Linked DNA regions of Homo sapiens: region 2 is linked to region 1. A link is an interaction called in ENCODE POLR2A ChIA-PET data of the cell type or tissue named here. Cell type or tissue: B cell. All regions are shown on one strand. Each heading gives the region's core, and the rest is flanking DNA. Links, peaks and the distances in the headings are about the cores only.

Region 1 (5,000 bases), core at 1-5,000:
GTAGAAAGTTAATATTTGTTGGATTAGGTGTTGAGTATATGGAGGTTCATTTTACTGTTCTCTTTTATGAATATTTGCAGTTAAAAACGAGCTTTTCTGCCTTCATCCTCCCATCCCTGTTTAAAGCATTCTGAAAGCTCTGCTTTTTCTCATTAACATTTTAGAAAAACCATTTCCAAGTGATGGTTGGTGGTATTACCTTCTCAGCACCTGCACGTAAGCAACTGAAGACATCATTTTTCTTTCTAACATTTTATTAAAGGAAATTTTCAAACTGAAAAGTGGAAAGTATTTTACAGCTAACACCTGTGTATCCACCACTTAGATTCTTCCCTTGACATTTTACTATACTTGTCCTAACACACACACACACACAGACACCATCTATCTTTTTTATGTTTATTTCTTTTTTTGAGACAGCATCTAGCTCTGTCACCCAGGCTGCCAGGCTGGAGTGCAGTGGTGCAATCATAGCTTGCTACAGCTTTGACCTCTGGGGCTCAAGCGATCCTCCTGCCTCTGCCTCCAGAGTTGCTGAGGCTACAGGAGTGCACCGCCATGCTCAGCTAATTTTTCGATTTTTTTGTAGGGACACGATCTTGTTATGTTGTCCAGGCTAGTCTCAAACTCCTGGGCTCAAGTGATCCACATCAGCCTCCCAGAGTGCTGAGATTACAGACAAACCACCACACCTGGCTTTATTTTGTGTGTGTGTGTGCATTTCCAGGTAGACGGCAGGCATCAGTACATTTCTCCTCAATACTGAGTAGAGTTCAATGTTTGTTTTTTTCTTGTAAGATAAAATTTACTTACAGTGGAATGCATCTATCTTGAGTGAACACTATGTGAGTTTTAACAAATGCCTGCATCTCTGTGAACTGAAACCCTATCAAGGTTTACCATCACTCCAGAAAGTTCTCTCATACTTCCTTCCAGTCTCAGCTCCCTTCTGCCCACATTCCCCAAGAGGCAACCAGTGTTCTGGTTTTTTTCTACTGTAGATTAGTTTTGTCTTTTCTAGAACTTGATATGAATGGAGCATCTACTCTTTTGATGACGTTTCTTTTGCTCTGCATTTTTTTTAGATTTATCCACATCTTATGTCTCATTTGCCCAGTATGTGAATATATGACAGTTGTTGATGTATTCTTTTCATGACAGTTATCTGGGCTCTTTGTAGTTCAGCTATTATGAACAAAGCTACCATGAACATTCTCGTACAAGTCTTTTAATGGACAGATATTTTCACTTAGATAAATATTGTAGTGGAATTGTTGGCTAGATATGTGTTTAGTTTTGTAAGAAACCCCCATAACCTTCTCCTAAGTGACTATACCATTTGTGGTTCTGTCAGTGCTGTATGAGAGTTCTGATTGCTCTATGTCCTCACTAACTTTTTTTTTTTTTTTTTTTTTGAGAGAGTCTCTGTCGCCCAGGCTGGAGTGCAGTGGCACAATCTCGGCTCACTGCAACCTCCACCTCTGGGGTTCAAGCAGTTCTCCTCCCTCAGCCTCCCAAGTAGCTGGGATTACAGGTGTGCACCACCACACCTGGCTAATTTTTGTATTTTTGGTAGAGACGGGGTTTCACCATGTTGGCCAGGCTGGCCTGAGACTCCTGACCTCAGGCGATCCGGCCATCTCGACCTCCCAAAGTGCTGGGATTACAGGCGTGAGCCACCACACCCAGCCTCCTCACCAACTTTTGATATTACTAGTTTTTTTCTTTTCAGCCCTTCTGATGTGTGTATAATGATAACTTCATGGTTTTAATTTGAATTTCTCAGGTAACTAATGATGTTGAACATTTTCATGTGCTTGTTGGCCGTTTATATATCTTCCTCTGTGACATGTCTGTTCCAGTCTTTTGTTGCTTTTTAGGTTTGGTTGTTTATCTTTTTATTATAGAGTTGTTAGAGCTCTTTAGATATTCTGGATACCAGTCCTTTGTCAGATATGTTTTGTGACTATTTCTCCTAGTCTGTGGCTTGCCTGTTTTCTTTCTTTGAGCAAATGGTTTAAATTTTGATGCAGTCATATTTATGTTGTTTTTTTTTTTCCTTCCATTTATGGTTTTTGCTTTCTAGGCCCTGTCCAGGAAACTTTTGCCTACCCTGTAGTCAGGAAGGTGTTTTCCTATGTGTTCTGTGAAAGCTTTATATAGTTAACACTATACATAAAAGCTAAAGTTTTTATATTTAAGTCAATAATCTATCTCATTAATTTTTATGTATGTTGTGAGGTATGAATCAAGGTTGTTTTTTTCCTAATGGATTCCTATTCCATCATCATTTGTTGAGAAGATTTTTCTTCCCTCCTGGGATTGCTTTGGTGCTTTACAGTCCTGTGACCTGTGAGTCTGTTTCTGGACTCTTTAGTCTCTTCTAATGATCTATTTGTCAGTCTTCAACTTTGTTCTTTTTCAGGATAGCTTTGCATTTTCTAGTTTCTTTTCCTTTCCATATAAAATTTAAAATCCACTTTGTCTGCAAAAGAGCCTGTTGGGATTATGATTAGGATGGGATTGGACCTAGAGATCAGTTTGAGGGTTGATACGTTAATAATATTGAGTACCCAGAATATGGTATATCTCTTCATTTATTTAGCTCTTTTTAAATTTGTTTTGGTAATATTCTGTGATTTTTTTTTTTTTTTTTTTTTGGTATGGAGGTCTTACATCTTTTGTAAAATTTATTCCTAATACTTTGGATTTTGACATTATCATAAAAGAAAATTATTTCACTGAGTTTTCCAGTTTGCTGCTGGCCTAAACATATAGTTAATTTTTTATATTTTAATCTTGTATCCTATGACTTTGCTAAATTCATATATTAAATAGTTGCTCCATAGATTCCTTAAGATGGCAGTGAAGGCTGTTTGATGTCTTGCTTTCTAATGTTTGTGCCTTTTATTTCTTTTTCTTGCCTCACTGCAACGTGTAAGACCTCGAGCACAAAGTAAGGAGAGTGGGTATCCTTGCCTTGTTTCTAGTCTTAACGGGAAGAGATCAAATATCTTCACCATTAAGTACAGTGTCAGCTGTAGATTTTCTTAACTGTTTCTTAACCTTCATCAGTGAAAGAAGGTTCTTCCTAATTCCAGGTTTCTTAGGTTTCTACCATGAATGAGCATTGCATTTTCTCATGCTTTTTCTGCATCTGTTGGGTTGGCACAGTCTTTCTCTGTGCAGTTGAATTGGAATTTATCACCACCTCTAATGGCGACTTGCTCTTTGAGATGATCGTCTCATACTGTTCTCACTTTGAAATCTCCCACCTCCATCCCATCACAGTTAACACCTGCTGCTGCTTCAAGAGAGGTTGGTGCTGTCGGTCTGGGGCTCCCTTCTCTTTCCTTCTTCAGGTGACCAGCCCCCTAAGTGGTTTGTTCCTCCAGGCAAGCAGTCTCAACCATAAATCCATCTCAGTATATCTAGTAGCTCCTGTATTTGAAGACAGAAACTTCCCTTGCCCATGCATATCCCCCAGCCCCTCCCATATTTCTACTTCTCCAGAACATAACTTCTTTTTTTGTTTTGTTTTTTTGGTTTTTTTGGTGGAGTCTCGTTGTGCTGCCCATGCTGGAGTCTGGTGGTGCCATCTCGGCTGGCTGCAACCTCCGTCTCTCAGGTTCAACTGATGCTCCTGCCTCAGCCTCCCAAGTAGCTGGGATTACAGGCGCCCACCGCGATGCCCGGCTCATTTTTTGTATTTTTAGTAGAGATGGGGTTTCATCATGTTGGCCAGGCTGGCCTCGAACGCCTGACCTCAGGTGATCTGCCTGCCTCAGCCTCCCAAAGTGATGGGACTCCAGGCGTGAGCCCCTGCGCCTGGCCTGTAGCATAACTCCTATAGATAGTTGCCTAAGTTTTTTTCCACTTCTCATTCTCTTTCATGTTTCAGCCATTCTTCCTACACATCTCCATCAAAATATGTCAAGGTCGCCATATAAGCTCCTCGTTCCCAGACTCAGGGGACGTGTCTCATTTCCTCTTCCCTCCTCTGCAGTGCTGGGCACAGTTACCTGCTTGCTGTTCTTCAGATGCCCTCTTCTGTTGACTTCCATCTCATACACGGTCTTGGCTTTTCTCTTACTCAATCTCCTTTGCTGACCTTTGGCAGTTTCGGTGCCACACAGGGCCCTGGGCCCACATCTCTTTGGCCTCCTCTCCGTGATGGCAGGCACTGCCCTGTTTACCACTGTATACTTGGGATGGTCTCTACTGGTGTAGGATCTGCTGTTTGTGTTGAATGGGTGAAGTAAATAAGTCAAGTTTTACCAAGCAAAGCAGTAAGAACCTATTCTTTGAAAAAAAATAAAAATACAGTTGATTCTTGTTGTTCACAGTTCTAGTCTGTAAGTCTCTGGGACGCTGGATTAGCGAATCATGAAGTGTTGCTCCCAGGGGAAGGATTGGTAGGTGGCCTCTGGTCGCAACATTTTCATCAGCTGATCAAAAGACAACCTCGTTTTGTGTGTGCTTCCCTGCCTCAAGACATGCTGACGTAATGGGGATTGTTGGTTCACTAACATTGAACTCGCGGCTCGCATAGAACTCAGCCCACACATGTGCTTTCTCCGCGGGGTACATCCCAGGCTGCTTGTGCTTAGGGATACTCGACGACACTCAGCACTGTGCCAGGGCCAACAGTGAAATCAACAACAAGCACAAAAGTGCAAAAAGCAGACACTCAGTAGCCCTATGTAGACCAGGAAAAGGACAGTTGTTTTCAGAATCAACACGAGAAGATAGGACGTTGCCCTGTGTGACCTCAGCCAGGAACATGTGCATCATGTGACTCAAATCTTTTCCCGAGGCTGGGAGCGGTGGCTCACGCCTGTAATCCAAGCACTTTGGGAGGCTGAGGCGGGTGCATCACCTGAGGTCAGGAGTTCAAGACCAGCCTGGCCAACATGGTGAAACCCTGTCTCTACTAAAAATACAAAAATTAGGCAGGCGTGGTGGCATGCAACTGTAGTCCCAGCTACTCAGGAGGCTGA
Region 2 (11,186 bases), core at 2,474-7,473, 230 kb after region 1:
TGAACTCCTGGCCTCAAGCAATCCTCCCACCTCAGCCTCCCAAAGTGCTGGGATTACAGGCCCAAACCACCAAGCTTGGCCTCCCTTGGGGTCTCTTCTTTTTTTCTTTTTGAGACAGGGACTCGTTCTGTCGCCCAGGCTGGAGCACAGCGGCACACCCGCAGCTCGCTGCAGCCTCAGCCTCTCGGGCTCAAAAAATCCTTCTGCCTCAGCCTCCCAAGTAGCTGGGACTGCAGATGCATGCCACCACGCCAGGCTAGCTTTTTTTTTTTTTTTTTAATGTTTTATAGAGATTGGTGGGGGGAGGGCGGGTCTCGTGATGTGCAGGCTGGTCTTGAACTTCTGGCTTCAAGCAGTCCTCCCTCCTCGGCCTCTCAAAGTGCTGGGAGCCACTCACAGGTGTGAGCCACCACGCCCAGCAGAGCTTCGTTTCCCAATCTAGAAGTCTGTCATACAAAAAGGCATCCCGGTTTTCTCTCTCTCTCTCTCTCTCACACACAGACACACACACACACACACACACAGAGTCACCTCCCCCCACCTTTTTTTCCTTTTTATCCTTCTTTGGCATTTTCTTTCAAGCAGAAAATAAAAACATTTCCCATGGCTACAGCTTTGAAAGCTTCCCTCTCCTATCAGCCTCCATCCCACGCCCACCCCAATGTCAATCCATTTCTAGAGCCAGCGTCAAGTCAAAAACAAACCCACAAAGATCAAGCCTGACAGGCCCCCTCCCGGCTGCCCTCCACTCTCTCTTCATGTATTGGTCTGCCTTCACCCCAGAGAGGAGCACGAGGTAGGAATCCTATCATACACACACACACACACACACACAGAGGCACACACACATACAGGCACACACACAGATGCACACACACATACAGGCACACACACATACAGGCACACACACACAGGCACACACACAGGCACTCACACACACACAGGCACTCACACACCAGCTTCTATGGCCATGGAGACTCTCTAAAGAACCTTCTAAGCCAGGCGCAGTGGCTCACACCTGTAATCCCAGCATTTTGGGAGGCCGAGGCGGGCGGATCACCTGAGGTCGGGAGTTTGAGACCAGCCTGGCCAACATGATGAAACCCACGTCTCTACTAAAAATACAAGAATTAGCTGGGCTTGGTGGCGGGTGCCTGTAGTCCCAGCTACTCAGGAGGCTGAGGCAGGAGAATTGCTTGAACTCGAGAGGCGGAGGCTGCAGTGAGGCAAGATCATGCCATTGCACTACAGCCTGGGCAACAGAGCGAGACTCCATTCCAAAAAAACAAAACAAGAATCTTCTAGAGCTGCTCCTGCCAGAAAGACCTGTTCACTTGGTTCCATCTGCTGGAGGGGTCCGGTTGTCCCCCACCTGCCCCTGCCCCTGCCTTCCTCACCTGGCCCCATTCCCGCAGATCCTCCTCTGTTGTAGATTGAAGAAAGTCCCCCCCAAATTCATGTATTTGATTCCTAACCCCCAATACCTTAAAATGTGACCTTATTTGGAGTGACGGTCATTGCAGATGTAATTAAGATCAGGTCACACTGGAGTCCGGTGGGCCCTAATTCCTTATGATGTCCTTATAAAAAGAGGACATTTGGGCTGGGTGCAGTGGCCCATGCCTGTAATCCCGGCATTTTGGGAGGCTGAGGCAGGAGGATTGCTTAAGCCCAGGAGTTCGAGACCAGCCTGGGTAAGACCCTGCCTCTACAGATTTTTTTTTTCAATTAGCCAGGCATGGTGGCACATGCCTGTAGTCCCAGCGACTTAGGAGGCTGAGGTGGGAAGATGGCTTGAGCCCAGGAGGTCGAGGCTGCAGTGAGCTGTGATCATGCCACAGCACTTCAGCCTGGGCAGTAGAGCAAGATCCTATCACCAATAAAAGGAGGTGTTTGGAATCAAACAGCTATGGAGGGAAGACAAAGTAGAAAGATGTAGAGGGGGGTGGACACACCAGAGAGGCCTGGGACAGACCCCTCAAGCCCTGCCAACACCTGCCACCTTGGACTAGAGGCTTGATCTTGGACTTCAAGCCTCTAGAATGGTAAGAGAATAAATTTCTGTTGTTTAAACCACCAGTTAGTGACACCTCACTATAGCAGCTTAAAGAGACTCAGACACCATCCCAAATCTAAGAGCCTACAAGGGTCAAGTGGGAACCATTGACCCTTGTAGCTCCTGGCAGTTCCAGCCAGCTATCTCCAGGGTGCCAGATCTGCTGTTGTTCCTGGGAAGCTGGCGTATCAGTCAGAATAGGCCAGGTTATGCTGCAGTGACAAACATCCCCTACATCTCAATGGCTTGATGGAACACAGAAAAACGTATTCTCCTCTTCACATTGTCAACACAGCCTGGGCACTGCTCCCAGGCTGCTGACCTCCTTGTGGTGTCTGGCCAGCCTGAGCCAGTTAGAGTTCATGAGTTGTCCACCTCCATGTGAGGTCACCATGGGGCATGCACAGACTCCCATGTCCCTGGTGCTCACACCCCACACGATCACACTTAGCTGAGGGGTGCTGGAGAGGAGAGTCTTGCTGTGCCCGGGAAGCGGAGAAAAAACAGGTATTGGTGAGTTTAGACAATGTTGGCCACACTTGCAAAGCCACATCTCCTGAGCTGCTAACTTTGGCACTTCTTTTAAAATTGTGGTAAAATACACATCACATTTACCCATCTTAATGGTCCCCCCGATCCTTTTTTTTTTTTTTTTTTTTTTGAGACAGAGTCTCACTCTTGTCGCCCAGGCTGGAGTGCAGTGGCACTATCTCGGCTCACTGCGAGCTCCGCCTCCCAGGTTCCCGCCATTCTCCTGCCTCAGCCTCCCGAGTAGCTGGGACTACAGGCGCCCGCCACCATGCCCGGCTAATTTTTTTGTATTTTTAGTAGAGACGGGGTTTCACCGTGTTAGCCAGGATGGTCTCGATCTCCTGACCTCATGATCCGCCTGCCTTGGCCTCCCAAAGTGCTGGGATTACAGACATGAGCCACCACGCTCGGCCCCCGCCCCCTTTTTTTTAGATGGAGTCTTTGGTGGTGAAATCTCGGCTCACTGCAACCTCTGCCTCCCAGGTTCAAGTGATTCTCCTGCCTCAGCCTCCCAAGTAGCTGGGATTACAGGCACCCGCCACCATGCCCGGCTAATTTTTTGTATTTTCAGTAGAGATGGGATTTCGCTATGTTGGCCAGGCTGGTCTCAAACTCCTGACCTCAGGTGATCCACCCACCTCGGCCTCCCAAAGTGCTGGGGTTGCAGGTGTGCGCCACCGCGCCCGGCCACCACCTTAACCCTTTTTAAGTGCACAGGTCAGTGGTTCAAGCACATTCGCCTTGTTGTGCAGCCATCACCAGCATCCATCTCCAGAGCTGTTTTCTGTCTTCCCAAACTGAAACCCTGTCCCCTTTAAACACTCCCGATTCCCCTCTCCCAGCCCCTGGCTATTGTACTTTCTGTCTCTATGAATTTAATTACCCTAGGAACCCCGTATGAGTGGAATCATACAATATCTGTCCTTTAGTCTGGCTTATTCACTCAGCATAATGTCCTCAGGGTTTGTCCATATCACAGCGGCTGGCAGAATTTCCTTCCTCTTCGGGGCTGAATAATATTCTGATATTCCCAACATGCTTGTCACCTCTACAAGCCTGTGAGGCTGTGTGAGCTTCCCAGGGTCCCCAGAATAAAAACTGGGTGGTTTACACAACTGAAACTTAATTGCCTTACAGTTCTGGAGACTGGAGTTCGAGATCAAGGAGTGGGAAGGGCTGGTTCCTCCTGAGGCCTCTCTCCTTAGCTTGTAGATGCCGTCTTCTCCCTACGTCCTCACATGGTCGTCCCTCTGTGCGTGTCTGTGTCCTAATCTCCTCTTCTTATAAGGACATCAGGCATATTGGATTAGGGCCCAACCTAATAACTTCATTTTAATTTAATCGTCTCTTTTAAAGACCGTATTTCCAAATACAGTCACACTCAGAGGAATTAGGGGTTAGGACTTCAACATATGAATTTGCGAGGGACATAATTCAGCCTATATCAGAGGCTCTTCATTTTATTGTTTTATTTTACTTTTTGAGACAGGGTCTCACTTGTCACCCAGGCTGGGGTGCAGTGGTACAATCACAGCTCACTGCAGCCCCAATCTCCTGGGCTCAAGCGATCCTCCCTCCTCAGCCTCCTGGGTAGCTGGGACTACAGGCGTGTGCCACCACACCCAGCTAATTTTTTATTTTTTGGAGAGACAGGGTCTTACTAAGTTGCCCAGGCTGGTCTCAAACTCCTGGCCTCAAGCGATCTTCCTGCCTTGGCCTTCAAAAGTGCTGTGATGACAGGCGTGTCCCTCACTTTATTCTATCACTCTCTCCCCCATGCCTGGCCCATCAGACCTCAGTGAATGTCCATTCAATGAATGAATGAAGTGATGTCATCTCGGTAGGGTTTTCAAGGATGAATAGGAGTTTGCTAGGCAGAGAAGGCACAGAGGGCATTCCAGGCTTAAAGAACAGCCTAGGCCAAGGCCTGGAAGCCTCCCAGCGGGGCTCTCTGTCTCACAGGTCACATGCCAGACCTGGGGCAGGGAAGAGAGCTGTGGCCCCTCTCAGTCCGCAGAGGCCAGCCAACCTGCTCCCCATGAGCTGGAGCCCAGCCAACCTCCACAAGGACCAGGACCCCAGTGCCTCTGCTCACAGGAGCTGGCTCAGATGATTTTCGCTATGTCTTTTACCCTTCACGCCTGGGTGGCTTGAGCGTATTTATTTAACTTTCATTGTATTGGTGTTTTTGTTGAAAGTGCAGGAATTATTCATAGCCGGTTTCGGTTCTCTTCTGGCAATGACCGCATCTTCCTATGCAAGGTACAAATTACCTGTCAGGCCAGTTCACCATCAGTCAGGGGCTGTGACCCAGCCCCAAGCCACCGAGGCTCAGCTGCTCTGGAAGATGGGTCTGGCTGGAGGTGGTGGGGCCTGAATAGGTCTTTGTCCCCCAAGTTGCCAAGGATAGGGAACATGGATGGGAAACAAGGGGATTGGCCCAGGAACAAATCCTCCCTCTGCGATCCTGCTCAGTCTACCTGGCCACTCAGTACTCAGTCTTCTCATCTGTAAAATGGGCATTGGAGTGAGTGTCTGGCATGGCGGGCCATCCACATTGTCACCCACTGGTGTCACCCACTGCCTGGGTGAGCCTGGGCACATGGGTGCCCTCTGTCACCTCCAAGGAAAGGAGACAGAGATACTCATAGAGAAGAGAAACTGAAAACAGAAGGGACACAGAAGGGCTTAGAGGACACGTCCTCAGCTAATCTGGCCCCCTGGGTTGTGGTGGCATGAGAACACAGCCCTAAAAAGTTCCTCCTATTGAAAGATGGGGTCATCTGGGCACAGTGGTTCATGCCTGTAATCCCAGCGCTTTGCCAGGCCAAGGCAGAGGGATCCTTTCAGCCCAGGAATTTGAGATCAGCCTGGGCAACATAGCAAGATCCCATCTATACAAAAAAAAAATTAGCCAGGTATGGTGGTGCACTCCTGTAGTCCTAGCTACTCAGGAGGCTCTCTTGTGCCCAGAGTTCGAGGCTGCAGTGAGCCATGATCATGCCACTGCACTCCAGCCTAGGTGACAGAGCAAGACATTATCTTTAAAAAAAAAGAAAAAGAAAAAGGTGTGGTCAGCTGGGCACAGTGGTTCACACCTGTAAACCCAGCATTCTTTGAGGCCAAGGTAGGAGGATAGCTTGAGGCTAGAAGTTTGAGACCAGCCAGGACAACATAGCAAGACCTTGTCTCCACAAAAACAAACAAAAAGAATCAGCTGGGTGTGGCAGCTCACACCTGTAGTCCAGCTACTCGGGAGGCTAAGGCAGGAGGACCACTTGAGCCCAAGCATTGGAGGCTGCAGCAAGCTATGATTGCACCACTATACTCTGGCCTGGGCAACAGAGTGAGACTCTCTAAAAAATAAAAAAAATAGCTAGAACACAGGGTTTGGCAGAAAAGGATATCTAAGGCTATGCTTCATAAAACTCCAACAGGTGCAGGCCAGGCGTGGTGGCTCACGCCTGTAATCCCAGCACTTTGGGAGGCTGAGGCAGGTGGATCACCTGAGGTCAGGAATTCGAGACCAGCTTGACCAACATGGTGAAACCCTGTCTCTACTAAAAATACAAAAATTAGCTAGGCCTGGTGGCATGTGCCTGTAGTCCCAGCTACTCGGGAGGTTGAGACAGGAGAATTGCTTGAACCCAGGAGTTGGAGGTTGCAGTGCAGTGAGCCAAGATCATGCCACTGCACTGCAGCCTGGGCCACAGAGTGAGACTGTCAAAAAACAAAAAAAACTCCAACAGGTGCAGAACCCGGTTTCACACATTTTCCAGACCTGCCCATGTGGGGACCACAGCAATGAGACACTGATCAATGTTTAACAAGTTCTCAGGTGGCTTCAGCCTGAGGTGGGGTGGGGGATAAGGAGAGAACCTGATGTGTAGCCTCTGCCAATGTCTGTGGTGTAAATTCTCCCAGCTTCAAGCTACCAACGTGATGTCACTGAACTCAGACTTGGGAAGAGATGTGTAGTCGCTCACTTATGTAGCATTTCCACCACAGATAACTGTAGCATCCGGCGGTGCTGGCTTTCACTGCATGAGTAACCCCCAGGAGAAAACCACCCAGCTGAGCCCATCCTGACTTTCTGACCTGCAAAATTGTGAGCAAAATAAGGGGATGGTTCTAGACTGCTACATTTTGTAGCAATTTGAAGCACAGCACTAGTCACTAGTGGGGCCACTGAGTCCAGTGTGGGATGATGCTTAAAAGGGTGGAGGGGCCGAACCAGGCCAGAGCACCTTTCACCTACGCCTGACTGGGAGAATCCATGCCAGTCTGACGTGCTCCAGCCCTGCTAACATCGTGAGAAAAAGCCAGTGACAAGGCTGACAGCCCTCTGGAAGGGTCTCTCATGGGCCTCAGTGGCCACTGCTCCTGGGACAGAAAGCCCCCACAGGGCTTTAGCAGGAGCCAGGGGGATTTGTGGGCAAGTTGCCCACCTCCGTGCCATGCTGACTCCTGCCACACTAAATACCCGCCCAGCCCCACACCGCCTCAGACACAGGGTGAAGAGGCCAGGACAGGGCTGGCCAGGGGCCCTGGTTTAAAATAGCAGCACCAGTCCTTTGTTTTGTCTGCAATGCAGCTCTGCCGGTCTAGCTCCTGCTTTGATGTTGGTATTTAAGCCTCTTCTGGGAACCTGAACCTTCCCCAAGCACATCAGAAACCCACACTCGGGCACATACATACATGCATGCACACACTTGCATGCTCACCTGCTCCCCTGAGAAGCCAGAGGAGGTAGCCTCAGGCTCCAGAGCTGTCCCCCACCTCTGCCCAGGTCCCCCTCCAGATCTGTGTTAGTGTCCTGTGGCTGCCGTAACAAACCTGCACTCACTGGGGGCTTCAAACAACAGAAACTGGCTGGACACGGTGGCTTACAACTGCAGTCCCAGCTACTCAGGAGGCTGAGGCAGGAGGATGTCTTGAGCCCGGGAGGTCAAGGCTGCAGTGAGCTGTGATCACGCTACTGTACTCCAGCCTGGGTGACAGGAAGACCCTATCTCAAAAAAAAGAAAAAAAAATCAGAAATTTACTGTCTCCTGGAAGTCAGAATTCTGAGATCAGGGTGTTGGCAGGGCCGTGGCCTTCCAAGTCTCTGGGTGGACTCTCTCCTTGTCTCTTCCCGGCTTCTCGTGGTGCCAGTCATCCTTAGCATTCCTCTGTTGTTTTTCTTCTTTTTTAAAAATAAAGGCCAGGGCCAGTGGCTCACACCTGGAATCCCAGCACTTTGGGAGGCCGAGGCGGGCGGATCACTTGAGGACAGGAGTTCGAGACCAGCCTGGCCAACACGGCAAAACCCTGTCTCTACCAAAGTGAGCTATATTTGCACTACTATACTCCAGCCTGGGTGACAGAGCAAGACCCTATCCCAAAAAATAAAAATAACAGCTATGATTGCAGTGGTGCAATCACAGCTCACTGCAGCCTCAACTTCCCAGGCTCAAGCCATCCTCCCACCTCAGTCTCTCAAGTATCTGGGACTGCAGGCACCCATGACCACGCCCAGCTAATTTTTTTTTTTATTTTTTTTTTGTAGAGATGGGGGTCTCACTATGTTCGTCTCAAACTCCAGGCTTCAAGCAATCCTCCCACCTCAGCCTCCCAAAGTGCTGGGGTTACAGGCGTGAGCCATCATGCCTGGCCTCTTGAGACCTTGTCTCTAGGAGAAAAAAAAAAAAAAAACCCCACACACACAAAAAACAACTCCATCTGGCAGAGTAAGAGGGTGAGAGGCCAGGAATGGGATGTGGCCACCTCTGACCCCCAGAGCCCCAGCCCTTAGTGTCTTGGGGGGACAAGGCATGTCTGGTACAAGGGGCAACAGCCAGCAGGGACTGGGGTGGGCACTGCTGGTTCCGCTCTCATCCCTCTGATAGTGCCCTGGGCCCTGTACCCACACCCCAGGTTGCAGAGAACCCCCCCTGCCCCGCCCCCGCCTGGCTGCCGGGAAGTCTAGCTGGGCCAGGCGGGTTCTGCCGGGAACTGCCCTCCCTGAGCTGAGGCCCCCCTGCCCCTCTCCCCGCCATGGATCCAGCAGGTGTTTGCCTGTCTGACCCCTGTGCTGGGAGCATGGCTTCCCCTGCTTGGGAAGTCTTCACTGTCTCCAGCCCCTCAGCCCTTCCTGGGGCTCCTGGGGTCCACTTCCTCAGCTGTCTTCCTCCCCCCAGACTGAGACCCCTTTGGGGTAGGACCTGGGTGCTGGGTGAGCTGGGCTGGCGCAGAGCTGGGAACGGGCAGGCCTTCACTGACCCACTTATGACCCCACGGTCATCAGAGCCATCGGGGCCCTAGGGCTCAAGGGCAGGGCTGGGGCCCTGGAATTCCCACAGGTGCAGGGGATGATGGCTCGGGGGTGGGGAACAGAGGGGCCCAAGGAGTCAACAGCACCTGAAGGGCCAGAGTGAGGACGTGACAGGCGTCCAGCAGCGCGCCCCACCCATGGCCCTGGACTTAGCCTCAAACCAGAAAGGAGTGTGGGCTGTGGGTGCATGGTCCTGAGAAGGTGGCACCGTCATGCTTGCTTCACGAGAAGCCCCGCTCACCCACCTGTGCGGGCACTGCCATCCCCACCCTGCATGGGTTCCACCCCTGACTGGCACACAGTGGGTGCTATGCCCAGTAGGTGCACCCCAACATGGTGGCAGAAGTGGCATTGGGCTTAAAGGCTAAGATCTGATCGGGAGAGAACCCCATTCACCTCTCAAAACCCTAGACACCACCCCAGTCACAGGAACAGATAGGGAGGTGTCGGAGGGAGGCTGGGCTGCCCTCTACGACAAAAGAACGTCCTGGCAATAAGAACTGCTCAGTAGTGGCACATGGGGCAGCCCAACGTCCAGCAACAGAGGGATGGATCAGTTGTGGTTTATTTTTTTTTTGAGATGGAGTCTCTCTGTCACCCAAGCCGGAGTGTAGTGGCTCGATCTCGGCTCACTGCAACCTCCACCTCCCGGGTTCAAGCAATTCTCCTGCCTCAGCCTCCCAAGTAGCTGGGATTACAGGTGTGTACCACCACACCCAGCTAATTTTTGTATTTTTAGTAGAGACGGGATTTCACCATGTTGGCCAAGCTGGTCTCAAACTCCTGACCTCAGGTGATCCACCTGCCTTGGCCTCTCAAAGTGCTGGGATTACAGGTGTGAGCCACCGCGCCCGGCCCAGTTGTGGTATTTTCATACTTGGGAATATGATTCAGCCTTAAAAAGGAGCAAAGTCCTGATCTGTGCTATGCCATGGGTGTACCTCGAAAACATTCCAGCCAGACACAGAAGGTCACCTATAAAATGATCCCATTTATATGAAATGTCCAGAATGGGCAAATAACAGAAGCTGACTGGGGGTTGCGAGGGGCCTGTGGGAGTGAGTGTTTAACAGATACGGGGTTCCTTTGGGGGCAATGGAAACGTCTTAGAACTAGATAGAGGTGGTGCGTGCACAGCACTGTGAATGTGCTACCTGCCACTGATTTGTTCGCTTTGAAATGGGGAATTTTATTTTTTGAGGTCTTGCTCTGTCACCCAGGCTGGAGTGCGGTAGTGGTGTGATCTTGGCTCACTGCAACCTCAAACTCCTGGGCTCAAGAGATCCTCCCACCTCAGCCTCCCGCGTAGCTGGGACTACAGGCGTGCACCACCATGCCTGGCTAATTTTGTGTATTTTTTTATAGAGACAGGGTTTTGCCATGTTACCCAAGCTGGTCTCAAAACTCCTGGGCTCAAGCGATTTTCCCTCCTTGGCCTCCCAAAGTGCTTGGATTACAGGCCTGAGCCACCTCACCAGCCTGTGAATTTTATGTCATGGGAATTTTACATCAATTACGAAAAAAAAAAAGGCGCAGCCCTCAGCAGTGGTGAGCCCTCACTGTTGGGAACAGGAAACCAAGGCCTGGCCGCTGGAAATGGGGCTAAGAGGGTCTCAGAGGCCTTCCTCGTACACACCTGCCCTATCTTCCAGACCCTCCCAGAGTGGGTGGTGGTCCCCACAGCTCCATAGCGGCCCCTCTTTCCCCCAGGGTTGCTACCAACACTGGCCGACCCTCCACCAGGTCTCCCTACCCCAGCCCAGCCTCTCCTTCCTCTGCCACCCCCCTCCCTGCCCCCACAGCCAAAGCTTGGGCAGCACTGGTCCCCGGCACATCCCACGTCCCGGCCTCCTGGAACTCCCTTCCTGCCATTGCCTCTTCCTGGAAAACCCTTCCCGTCGCCCACCCTGACTTCTCTTGTCATCCCGAAAGGCCCAGCATGAGGGACACCTCCCCAGAGAAGCCCTCCCTGGGTTGGGCAGGTAAGACCCTCTCCCGCGGGCTCTGGGCAGCTGTGCTCTGCTGTGTGATCTGTCAGGCAGCAGCTGTCATAGGCGACTGCCTGCAAGTGGCCTGGGGCCAACATCTGCCTAAGGGTTTCCCATCCCAGCTCAGCCCCCAGCTTGCAGTGTGACCCAGAGTGGACCCCCAGCTCCTCTGAACCCCATTTCCTCCCCACAGACAGAGCGCCTCCCAGCCTGCCAGGGAAATTTGGGAAGACAGGAAAACATGTTCAGCACAGGGTCTGGCTTGGAAAACAGCAGCCACCATGACTCGGCTGATGCT

The links. ChIA-PET counts read pairs that join two places held together with the same protein. Peaks named below come from ENCODE experiments on the same cell type or tissue, not always from the same donor. Only the 100,000 strongest peaks of a DNase experiment are listed, where the experiment ranks them.
Region 2: POLR2A ChIA-PET joins it to region 1 with 7 read pairs; 6 of 35 experiments call an interaction of 5 or more read pairs at or near these places.

Annotation. Positions count from the first base shown.
Region 1 is chr7:5,206,375-5,211,374 of GRCh38, forward strand. The region is part of intron 3 of WIPI2 (WD repeat domain, phosphoinositide interacting 2); the gene reads left to right. Among named protein-coding and RNA genes, the nearest start is that of WIPI2, 19 kb to the left of the region's middle. In B cell, for the core only: no CTCF peak of the experiment used is centred there; no DNase peak of the experiment used is centred there.
Region 2 is chr7:5,431,057-5,442,242 of GRCh38, forward strand. No RefSeq gene overlaps it. Among named protein-coding and RNA genes, the nearest start is that of LINC02983, 7.7 kb to the left of the region's middle. In B cell, for the core only: no CTCF peak of the experiment used is centred there; a DNase peak (open chromatin) is centred at 4,815; H3K27me3 peaks cover 1,277 bases.